Regions from separate parts of the Homo sapiens genome. Here region 2 is linked to region 1. Evidence: chromatin contacts called from ENCODE Hi-C or POLR2A ChIA-PET data. All regions are on one chromosome and are shown on one strand. The core of a region is the stretch at or near the end of the contact, and the rest is flanking DNA. Distances in the headings are between cores, read along the strand shown. Region 1 has its middle 21 kb from the start of PAFAH1B1. Region 2 overlaps SGSM2 (small G protein signaling modulator 2).

Evidence for each region. A loop is a pair of places that touch in the nucleus more often than their neighbours do. ChIA-PET counts read pairs that join two places held with the same protein, here RNA polymerase II (POLR2A). Pooled maps may share reads with other maps.
Region 2: a pooled map shows a loop between it and region 1 (3-fold over the local background). The contact joins two enhancer-like sites. A Hi-C loop is called at or near these places in 1 of 168 maps with a recorded cell type or tissue (sciatic nerve) and 2 of 50 pooled maps. POLR2A ChIA-PET finds 5 or more read pairs at or near these places in 2 of 52 experiments (activated CD4-positive, alpha-beta T cell and activated T-cell).

What each region holds. Positions count from the first base shown.
Region 1 is chr17:2,569,587-2,575,540 of GRCh38, reverse strand. No RefSeq gene overlaps it. Among named protein-coding and RNA genes, the nearest start is that of PAFAH1B1, 21 kb to the left of the region's middle. Within about 2 kb of position 3,405, at least 2 of the 41 ENCODE cell types and tissues checked have a DNase peak (open chromatin) inside an H3K27ac peak, as active enhancers do.
Region 2 is chr17:2,380,081-2,385,985 of GRCh38, reverse strand. It overlaps SGSM2 (small G protein signaling modulator 2), which reads right to left. Exons shown (of 24, transcript NM_014853.3): 24 at 4,932-5,905. It overlaps MNT (MAX network transcriptional repressor), which reads left to right. Exons shown (of 6, transcript NM_020310.3): 6 at 1-1,913. Among named protein-coding and RNA genes, the nearest start is that of MNT, 18 kb to the left of the region's middle. RefSeq lists enhancers at 1-3, 2,956-3,165. Within about 2 kb of position 3,250, at least 6 of the 41 ENCODE cell types and tissues checked have a DNase peak (open chromatin) inside an H3K27ac peak, as active enhancers do.

The DNA of each region.
Region 1 (5,954 bases), core at 2,156-4,655:
GGCTGGAGTGCAATGGCACAATCTCGGCTCACTGCAACCTCTGCCCCACGGGTTCAAACGATTCTCCTGCCTCAGGCTCCAAAGTAGCTGGGACTACAGGCGCCCACCACCATGCCCGGCTAATTTTTGTATTTTGTAGAGATGGGGTTTTGCCTGTTGGCCAGGCTGGTCTCAAACTCCTGATGTCAGGTGATCCACCCACCGTGGCCTCCCAAAGTGCTGGGATTACAGGTGTGAGCCACCATGCCTGGCCGAGCTATACTATATTTTGATTGTGGTGACAGTTATACAACTGCCTGTATTGGGCAAAACTCATAGAACTGACTGGGTGCGGTGGCTCACACCTGTAATCCCAGCACTTTGAGAGGCCGAGACGGGCAGATCACCTGAGGTTGGGAGTTTGAGACCAGCCTGACAAACATAGAGAAACCCTGTCTCTACTAAAAATACAAAATTAGCCGGGCGTGGTGGCACATGCTTGTAGTCCCAGCTACTCAGGAGGCTGAGGCAGGAGAATCCCTTGAACCTGGGAGGCAGAGGTTGCGGTGAGCTGAGATCGTGCCATTGCACTCCAGCCTGCTCAACAAGAGTGAAACTGTCTCAAAAAAAAAAAGAAAAAAAAAAAACTCATAGAACTGTATACCTAAAAAGTGAATTTTACTGCATGTAAATCATTTCTTAATAAACCTGACATTTAAAACAAAAACAAGTTTGGCAGTTTCTCAAAAAGTTAAACACAGAATAAACATATGGTCCAGCAATTCTACAGCCAGGTGTATAGCCAAAAGAGTTGAAAGCCAGGACTCAAACAGTAGCATTATTCACAATAGCCAAAAGCTGGAAACAACTCAAATGTCCATTGAAGATGAATGCATAAACAAAATGTGGTATATATTATTTTCCTTTTTTTTTCTTTTTTTTTTTCTGAGACAGAGTCTGACCCTGTCGCCCAGGCTGGAGAGCAGCGGCGTGATCTCGGCTCACTGCAACCTCCACCTCCCAAGTTCAAGTGATTCTCCTGCCTCAGCCTCCCAAGTAGCAGGTGCATGCCACCACAAAAATATGATATATATTAATACATACAATGGAATATTATTCAGTCATAAAAAGGAATAAGGCCGGGCACCTATAATTCTGGCGTATTGGGAGGTCAAAGCGGGAGGATCACTTAAGCCCAGGATTTCAAGATGAGTGTGGGCAACATGACCAGACTCTGTCTCTACTAAAAATAAACAAATTGCCGGGCGCGGTGGCTCAGGCCTGTAATCCCAGCACTTTGGGAGACCGAGGCGGGCAGATAACCAGGTCAGGAGATCGAGACCATCCTGGCAAACACAGTGAAACCCCGTCTCTACTAAAAATACCAAAAATTAGCCGGGCATGGTGGCAGGTGCCTGTAGTCCCAGCTACTCGGGAGGCTGAGGCAGGAGAATGGCGTCAACCCGGGAGGCAGAGTTTGCAGTGAGCCAAGATCGCACCACTGCACTCCAACCTGGGTGACAGAGCGAGACTCTGTCTCAAAAAAGAAAAACAAGGTGGGGCACGGTGGCTCACGCTTGTAATCCCAGCACTTTGGGAGGCTGAGGTGGGTGTATCACGAGGTCAAGAGATGGAGACCATCCTGGCCAATGTGGTGAAACCCCGTCTCTACTAAAAATACAAAAAATTAGGTGGGCATGGTGGTGCACACCTGTAGTCCCAGCTACTCAGGAGGCTGAGGCAGGAGGATCGCTTGAACCTGGGAGTTGGAAGTTACAGTGAGCTGAGATCGCACCACTGCACCCCAGCCTGGTGACAGAGGGGGACTCCACCTCAAAAACAAAACAAAACAAAAGTATGCTTAGTGAAATGAAATAGTATCATAAAAACGTATTGTACTAATTTAATATTTGATAAATGGGATTTCTTTTCATTTATATTCTTTATTAGGGAGGTCGAACGTCCCTCCTCATTAATTTTTTTTTATTGTTTTTTTTTTTTGAGACACAGTTTCACTCTTGTTGCCCATGCTGGAGTGCAATGGCGCAATCTTGGCTCACTGCAACCTCTGCCTCTCAGGTTCAAGCGATTCTCCTGCCTCAGACTCCCGAGTAGCTGGGATTACAGGCGTGTGCTACCATGCCCGGCTAATTTTGTATTTTTAGTAGAGATGGGGTTTCACCATGTTGGTCAGGCTGGTCTCAAACTCCCGACCTCAGGTGATCCGCCCGCCTCGGCCTCCCAAAGTGCCTCCCAAAGGGATTACAGGCGTGAGCCACCACGCCCCGCCATCCCCCCCATTTATATATTTGTAACCTCTTTTTTGTTTATGTTTTTTTGTTTTGTTTTTTGTTTTTGGTAGAGACGGGGTTTTGCCATGTTGCCCAAGCTGGTCTCGAACTACTGGACTCAAGCAATCCACTTGCTGTGGGCTCTCAAAGTGTTGGGTTTACAGGCGTGGGGCTGTCACGCCCAGCCTGTTTATTTGTCAATGTTCTTGGTGCATTTTTCTATTGTCGTATCCACCTTTTCCTCATAGATTAGTAAGAGACCATAAACCATTTGTCTATTACATATGTTGCAAGCATTTCCCCCAGTTTGCCATTTGTGTTTCGACTTTGTGAAGAGATTTTGGCACCAAAAAGCATGGTGAGCCAGATGTGGTGGCTGATGCCTGTAATCCCAGCACTTTGGGAGGCCAAGGCAGGTGAATCACTTGAGGCCAGGAGTTTGAGACCAGACTGGCCAACATGGTAAAACCTTGTTTCTACAAAAATGCAAAAATTAGGGCTGGGCGCGTTGGCTCACACTTATAATCCCAGCACTTTGGGAGGACGAGGTGGGTGGATCACCTGAGGTCAGGTGTTCGAGACCAGCTTGGCCAACATGGTGAAACCCCATGTCTACTGAAAATACAAAAATTAGCCGGACGTGGTGGCGGGTGCTTGTAATCCCAGCTACTCAGGAGGCTGAGGCAGAATAATCACTTGAACCCGGGAGGTGGAGGTTGCAGTGAGCCAAGATTGCGCCATTGCACTCCAGCCTGGGTGACGAGTGAAATTCCGTCTCAAAAAAAAAAAAAAAGCAAAAATCTCCCAGGTACTCCAGAGTCTGACGCGGGAGAATTGCTCAGACCTGAGAGGAGGAACCTGTGGGTGAGCTGAGATCTTGCTGCTGCACTGCCTGGGCTACAGAGCGAGACCCTGTCTCAAAAGAAAAAGAATGTGGTGGGCTTTTTGTTTTGTTTTGGTAGTCAGAACTATTATCTTTTCCTTCCTGTTTTCCACCCTTAGGGCCATATTTAGGAAGTCCTCTACCACCCACAATCATAATAGTACTCATTTTCTTTCTAGAACATTTATGGTTTCATTTTGCACCTTACTTTGCATGTGGTACAGAGTAGACATAAAAATAACTAACTTGTATGAGGCACATTCTGTGTAATAGGCACCGTGGTTTTACTTTTGTATACTCATTATCCCTTTTAATCCTCATAATCATGTGAGGTAGTCATTTTTATTACCTTGCTTTTAAATATGGGAGAAATTAGGCTTTGGGAAGTTAAGGATCTTGCCTGCAATTTACACAGCTAATCAGTGGCAAAACTGGCATTCAAACCCCAAGTCTGTTTACTTTCAAAGGTCTTTGTGTGTGTATGTGTGACAGCGTCTCCTCTGTCACCTAGGCTGGAGTGCAGGGGCACGATCATAGGTCACTGAAGCCTCAACCTCCCAGGCTCAGTTGATCTTCCACTTCAGCCTCCTGAGTAGCTGAGACCACAGGTGTGTGCCACCAAGCCTGGTTAGTTTTTTAAAGATTATTCGTAGAGATGGGGTCTCCCTATGTTGCCCCATCTTACTTTCAAGGGTCTTAATCATTGCTCTGTATTTTTCTACCTTTACTCTCAAATTTTTAGTCATTTTTTCTGGTATCATTTGTCAATTCAGCCTTTCCCCCACTGGTTGATGCCACAATTTTTTTTTTTTTTTTGAGACAGAGTTTCACTCTTGTTGCCCAGGCTGGAGTGCAGTGGCACAGTCTTGGCTCACTGCAGCCTCCGCTTCCTGGATTCAAGCGATTCTCCTGCCTCAGCCTCCTGAGTAGCTAGGATTACAGGTGCATGCCACCATGCCCGACTAATTTTTTGTATATTATTTTTTTATTTTTTCTTGAGACCGAGTCTCGCTCTGTCACCCAGGCTAGAGTGCAGTAGCTCGGTCTCCGCTCACTGCAACCTCCGCCTCCCGGGTTCAAGCAACTCTTCTGCCTCAGCCTCCTGAGTAGCTGGGACTACAGGTGTGCACCACCACATGCCTGGCTAATTTTTGTATTTTCAGTAGAGATGGGGTTTTGCCATGTTGGCCAGGCTGGTCTCAAACTCCTGACCTCAAGTGATCCACACACCTTGGCCTCCCAAAGCGCTGGGATTACAGGCGTGAGCTTTGGTGCCTGGCCGATTGACGCCACTCTTAATATCTAATAGCTTTTGATAATTTTTGAGGTCTATTTCTGCCCGTTTTTTCTCTTCTATTGATTCTTCTGTCCATTCCAGTGTGCACATAGCATACTGTTCTAGTGACTGCTGCATTATTTATACATTCTATTATCTGGTAGGCCAAGTCACGGATAGATGATCTTCTTTTTCAAAGTTTTCAAATTTTTCTTTCATAATGTATTCTTCCAGAAAATCTTTAGAATTATATTGCAAAGTCCTCCAGAAATTCCACTGAGGTTTTTGCTGAAATTGCATGAAAAAGGCTACTGGGGGCTGCGGCTGTCTTGTGTGCGGAGAGTTGAGCTCATCAGGTTCATCCACTCATGGTGCCCATGGTCTTTCACGGTCTCCCATTCATTTGAACCCCACCCTTACTCTTGGTCCACATTCCCCTTCCCCTCCCACATAAACACCCACCATTATGTGTTTCTTGGAAACATAGGTGTAGTAAAAAACATACTCCTGTTTTGTGTGTATGGTTTTTTTTTTCTTTTTGATTTCTTTTTCTTTTTCTTTTTCTTTTTTTTTTTTTTTAACACAGAGTTTGCTCTTGTTGCCCAGGCTGGAGTGCAGTGGTGCGATCTTGGCTCACTGCAACCTCTGCCTCATGGGTTCAAGCGATTTTCTTACCTCAGCCTCCCTAGTAGCTGGGATTACAGGTGCCCACCACCATGCCCGGCTAATTTTTTGTATTTTTAGTAGAGACAGGATTTCTCCATGTTGGTCAGGTTGGTCTCAAACTCCTGACCTCAGGTGATCTGCCCGCCTCGGCCTCCCAAAGTGCTGGGATTACAGGCTTGAGCCACCGTGCCCGGCTTCTTTTCTTTTCTATTTTTATTATTTCTGCAATAAAAGCCACATATGTTGTATGTTTTCTATTTAAATAAACAGTATGGGTCCAAGAATCTTTTTCTATTCCTTTCCAACACTGTTTTTATGTTTGTTTGTTTGTTTGTTTGTTTGAGATGGAGTCTCACTCTGTCGCCCAGGCTGGAGTGCAGTGGCACAGTATCGGCTCACTGCAACCTCCGCCTCCCGGGTTCAAGCGATTCTCCTGCCTCAGCCTCCATAGTAGGTGGGGATAACAGGTGCGCCACCACGCACAGATAATTTTTGTATTTTTAGTAGAGACGGGGTTTTACCATGTTGGCCAGGCTGGTCTGGAACTCCTGACCTCAAGTGATCCACCCGCCTCTGCCTCCCAAAGTGCTGGGATTACAGGCGTGAGCCACTGCGTCCAGCCCCAGCACTGTTTTTCTGACCTCCTCCGGCCGCTGCCTGTCCACCTCGCTCCTGGGTCCTACCGCTGAGCAGCAGCACATGAGATGCACCCAAATATTCCATTAGTGATGGACACCACCTCCTCATTTTTACAACAAATCTGCAGTGAACATCCTTGTACACGACCCCTTGTGGATGGGCGAACTCTCAGATGTACAGAATTCACCTCCCAACCCAGGCTGAGATTGCTGGTTGCTGG
Region 2 (5,905 bases), core at 2,001-4,500, 190 kb after region 1:
CAGCCCCTGATCTCTGACCTCTGCTGAGTGCTGGGCACTGCTCCAAGGGACAGGTGGGCCTGGCGGCCTGTGGGTTTGGGTGCCTCCTGCAGTTTGGGAGACATGGACCAGCATCTGGTCTTGTTTCCAGGAGCATAGAAGCCACATCGTTGAGACATCAGGAAGGTAAAAACCCAGCGGCTTAGCCAAGCCCTAAGCCTGTCCCCAGACCAACCCTGGGACCTATACAGAACAGAGGGCCAGAGCTAGGGCTGCTGCTTCTGCTCCAGCCCCTTTGCCTCTGTCCTCCCATCCCCTCAACACCCTGCTTCTCCCGGGGACGCTTTTGAGTGGGCCCTGCCCGGGGAGCTGCAGAGCAGCAGCACCTTTCTCTGAGAAGAGGTCCTTGGTTGGGTCAAGGACAGGGCTGAGCGTGGAAGGGGGAGGAGTCAGGGGCTCTGTGTTAGGATGCGGCTTTCTCTGCCTCTGGGCAGCCTGCTTTGGCCTTTCCTTGTATGTGGGTGTTTATTACAAGTGGCTTTGTGTCAGACACGCTCGGCTCCCCACCTGGACACACACTCACCAGTGGCCTTTCAGTGTAGCGGGAGGAAGCCGGTGTCCCTGGATGTGAAGCTCACACTGATGGGCTGGGGCAGGGGCCTGGGCCGGCGAGGGGGCCGGGGGGAGGGGACAGAGCTGAGGATTTCCTGGAGTGCCCTGCAGGCACAGAGGAGGTCAGCAAAGGTCTTGAATAGATTTTCTCTGGAAATAAAGAATCCTTAGATGCCTAAAAATTCCCTTCCTGTTCCCTCCTGGTCCTGGACACCTCCCAGGGGACTGTTCCTTATTTCTCTCTCCTGGTGTGGGTAAAGGGACAGTTACAAACCAGGTCACCATCCTCAGAGGCTGAGCCCTGTACCCACCCCAGCACAGCCACCTCCGCCAGACCCCGTGGCTCTGGGAGAGCCAGCTTTGCTATTCCCATTGTGACAGCGATGGCAGGCCTGACCCACGGGGCAGTTAGAGCAGCCTCGTGGAGCTCGCCCCTCCCCTCAGCCTGCCCACCTCTCCCTGCATCCTGAGGCCAGTGGCCCCCGGGCCTGCACAGATACCTCATCATCCACCCGCTGCCCCTCCCCGTCCCTGTCCCCCAGCATCGGGGGCCTGCAAATCTAGTGCCGAATGACTATGTCCAGATTGGTGACGATGGGTGTTGCTGTTTTTCTTGTCGTTTGTGAACGCTGTGATGCTGTGTGCCCAAGTGGGCAGTCACCACCCAGCCCTTCCTTGGGCGTCTCCCCCAGAGTGCTGTCGGGACCACATCTGTCCTCACCCTGTGGGACCGCCTGGCCCTCCCTCCCTAGCCCTTCCAGCCTGGGACACACACACACACACACACACACACACACGCACGCACACGCACACATCTTACCTCTCATGCGTGTTTTACCTTTTGATGTTCAGAGTGGCTCACTGGCTGGGAGTCCTTACCTCGGGGAGAGGGGGAGGTTGGTTCCTTGGGGGGCCAAAGAAGGCAGGGAATGCCTGGAGGGTAACTGGGGGGCCACCATGACCCCTTCTCTCTCCAGAAACAGCTGCTTCTCCCCCCATCCCAGGGTCCCACCCCCAACCCCCAGAGGTGGCCCTTGTTTACAGTGAGGACTCGGCCACTGTGTCTCTGTTTCCTGAAATATAAACTGTAGCGACCCCAGACTGTAGAGATTTTTATGTGTTTGGATACATCTGCTGTGTGGAAAAAAAAAAAAACTACAAAAACCCTAATTTTGTACATACTGTATTTTTACTATTGAACTGTATTCTAGTGGCTGTTCATGCTCCAAGACTTTAGTTACCGAGACATGAATACTATCCATGTAATAAGCACTTGCCTGGAATAAAATATAAAACTGAAATAAACCTGCACTGAAACCTGAGATGGAGCTGCCAGCCTGCAGCATCTGGGTCATTTTATTGCAAAAGGAGGCTGAGGCCTGTAGGGAAGCATGTGGCAGGAGCGGTGAGATCACCTGTCTCGACCCTGTCTGCCCAGCATAGTCCTCAAGCGGCTCTGACCCGGTGCCTCCGCCGCTCTGAAAATGGCAGTTCTGGTCGGTCTGAAACTTTTGCAAAGCTTCGTATTTCCTCAGACCATTTTACAAGCATTATCTTGTTTCATCTTTCAACAGCCAAGTGAAGTAAATAAGCCAGACTTAGCCCCATTTTGGCAGATAAGGAAACAGGATTGAGGTGGCCCAGTGACTTGTTGAGGCCACACGGCTAGCTGGAGACTTCGTTGGAGCTGCAGTCAGACCTCTGAACTGGGTACAGAGTTCTTACCCAGCATCTGCCACCCTTGTGGCACCTGGGGCCAGTCCTAGACTCGGATCCAATAAAAAAGGTACAGGGGAGTTGCCCCAGGGATTGGGCACAGAGGGTGAGAGCTTCCTGAGGGGCTGCTCTGGGGGTGCAGTTACAACAGGTCAGCCGGGGAGTCCATAAAGCTGTCCTCTAAGGGAAAGGAACAAGGGGAAGAAGAGGCTGGAGGTCAGGGGCAAAGAGCCGTGTTCTCAGCTGGGCTGGAAGCCCCTTGTCCCTGTGGCTGTGTCTTCTCTCCCTGGGCAGGCTGTCATGGGAGGAGGTGGTGTGGGAAGTGAGGTCAGGGAGCCACTAGCTAGGCCTTGCTGGAGACCAGGCTGGGCAAGGGGGCCCAGCTTCTCATTTCCACCCTGACAGTACCTGACTGACTCCCAGTCCCCACAGGGGAGACTGACTCTGCGTCTCTTCCTGAGGTGGGGTGGGTAGGGGTTATCCTTGAGGAAGGGAGTGCTGTCTTGGGTCCTGTTTTCTGAAAGAGAAGAGTTGACTTCAAAAAGTTCAGGCCGGGCACGGTGGCACACGCCTGTAATCCCAGCACTTCGGGAGGCTTAGGTGGGCAGATCACCTGAGGTCTGGAGTTCGAGACCAGCCTGGCCAACATGGCAAAAACCCTTCTCTACTAAAAATACAAAAATGAGCCGGGCATGGTGGTGCATGCCTATGATCCCAGCTACTCAGGAGGCTGAGGCAGGAGAATCACTTGAACCCGGGGGGTGGAGGCTGCAGTGAGCCGAGATTGCGCCACTGCACTCCAGCCTGGGAGACAGAGCGAGACTCTGTCTCAAAAAAAATTTTTTTAATTAAAATGAAAGTTCGGAATCCAGCCCTCCCTACTGAGCCTGCCCTTTTTACTTGTGAGACGCGGGCTCCCTCTGCTGGTAGCTCCTGGAAGAGCTGGGTCACTTCCATTAGCTCACTAAGCGACGCTTTAGGGAAGGGATAGGGTGAGGGTTAACCCTTCCTGGGTGCATGCTCAGTGCCAGGCCCTGTGCCCACTGGGAACACAGATGAAGACCCTCCCCAGGCAGTGATAACTTGGCTGTCATCTGAGGGCTGTCACTAAATCTTTAGGCAGAAGCTGTACTCAAAGCTCCCCCTCACCCACAGTTCTCACTCACCCATGGCTCAGCTGGAGCTTATAAGAAAGGGGCCTGTGGTCAGGATAAAGTATGAATCCAGGTGCTTCCATTTACCAGCTCCTGCTCTGTAAGAGGAAGACCTGACTTTCCAGATTGCAAAGGTTCCTTGAGATGGTGTTTGGAGAGCCCACTGTGCTGCTTGCTCTTCCCGCCCCAGCTGTCCCATCGTTTTGAAAAGCTGTGGGATCCCCTCTGGTCCCAGGATCCCAGTCCAGTAGTCAGGGGGAGTAGGGCAGGACGGAAGTGTGTGAAGGGTTACTCCCAGGCTAGGTGAAATTTCCTTTAGGTGGTCACAGCAAAGGAATTCTGACTCCTCCAGGCAACAGAGTCGGCTGGCGGGTCGGGGGTGTTCCCCTGAAGGGCTCATCAAGTTCCCTGGCCCCAGAGCTCTCTCTGCACCAACTGGTTTCTTTGGGTAGCTCTGGCCACTAGTTTGCACTCTTTCCTAAAAGCTGGGTTCAGGGCCAGATGCAGTGGCTCAAGCCTGTAATCCCAGCACTTCGGGAGGCCAAGTGGGTGGACTGCTTGAGGCCAGAGTTCAAGACTAGCCTGAGCAACAGTGAGCCTCTGCCTCTACCAAAAAGATAGAAAAACTGCCATGATGGGGGCCTGCATCCCTGGCTACTTGGGAGGCTGAGTTGGGAGGATCGCTTGAGCCTAGGAGTTCAAGGCTGCAGTGAGCCATGATCATACCATTGCACTCCATTCTGGGAGAGATAGCAAGACTCTGTGTCTGTCTATCTGTCTGTCTCTCTCTCTGTATAATAAAGCTGGGTTCAGCCTGCTAGGACCATGGGCTGGGGTCTTCAGCTTTGAGTGAGTGGAAAACAGGCCCTAATGTCCAGGAAGCCAGTGTCCTCTAGGGTAGAAGACATGTTGTGTGACTGGTGTCTTCTCCCTGGAGCCATCGACGATGGGACCAGTAGCACTCGGGTTGGGGAAGGGCAGGAAGAGAGGTGCAGACCCGTTACAGCTGGGCCTGTCTATAGCTCAGCAGGGTCTGACTCCTCCTGACACTCCCCTCCGGCCTCTCAGACAGTGCTCGGGGTGAGAGCCACACCCACAGGGGCAGCTCCGTTGCCATCAGCTGCAGTGGCATAGTCAAGCTCCAGCTTCTCATTGCAGCCTGGTCAGTAGGGCAGGCAGGGGGTAGGGATGGGACAGGGACCTTCTCTCATCCACAGGCTAGAGGGGCCACTGGTCATCGTGAGATGGGGCCATGACTCTGGGGTGAGGTCCCCTCAAGGGCGCTGAGTACTTGAGGTTTGGCTATCAAATCACCCTGACTTCCTGACCAGCCCACACCCTCCAGACTGGCGGCTGGAGTACCTCTCTTGGAAACTTTAGTTTTTTGCCGTCCTCGCCTTTTGGGGCTGGCCGACTGTGGAGCTTAAAGAAGGCACGTGGTCTCTCAGTGTCCAGTCCCAGAGGCTCCAGTGTTGACAAATGTTGTTTATTGGTCTGTTACACAGAAGAGTATAGTTTCTGAGGCAAAAATCATACACACTCTGCTCCTCACAAAACCACGGAGTCACTAAGGCAGGCACACAATGGCCACACGTGCTTGGTGGAGGCCAAGGACTCACGGACAACAAGGATGGACAATGGGGTGGTCTGGCCCCCAGACAGGCTGTGCAGTGCCCGGGGGCAGGGCTGGGCTGGGCAGGCTGTGCTGGGTGCAGAAGGGCTGCGGGGCCCTTTGTCATGTTTCTCAAATGCAGAAAGTCTGCCAGACTTTGGTGGCTGCTGGACTAGGCCCCAGCCCCGGGCAGGGCCTCCATGTTCCAGGGCAAGGCCTAGCCTGCATGTGTTGGGGTAGAGGAGGAAGTGGGGATGGCCGAGCAAGCAGCATGCCTAGGCCTGGGGGCAGGAGCTATGCCCTTCCTGGCACCCCCGCATACACAGCTCCTCCAAGGGGGTTTCTGGGTTCCTAGGCCTCTTGGCATCCTGAGAAGCATGTGGAAGGCAGAGCTAGCCTTGCTTCTCACCAGGGACAGATGGGGACACCCATGCATCCCCTGCCTCCCGCAGTCTCAGGGACATGGCAGATGTCTGCGACAGATAATGGGCTGCCCTCGAACTGAGGCCTGTCTCTGAGGGGAGGCTGTGACCGGATTCTTCCCCGACAGAGTCACCCTGGGATTCCTCAGAGCAAGTGCTCCGGTCGCATTCCAGATCATCCACTGGCAAAAGCATCACTTCTTACACGTGGTTTTCAGGGAAGTACCTAATGCAGAACGCAAGGGTGGGGTGGCAGGAGCGAGGCTGTACAGATACACAGAGGTACACTGTACAAGGCCGGGGAGGCCTGGGGGTCACCTCAGGTGGCCAAAGGCAGTGGCAGTGCTGCTGAAGTGGGCTGCTCCCACCCAGGGCCCACATCTTCCGACTGCCCCAGAATCTCGGGGGAG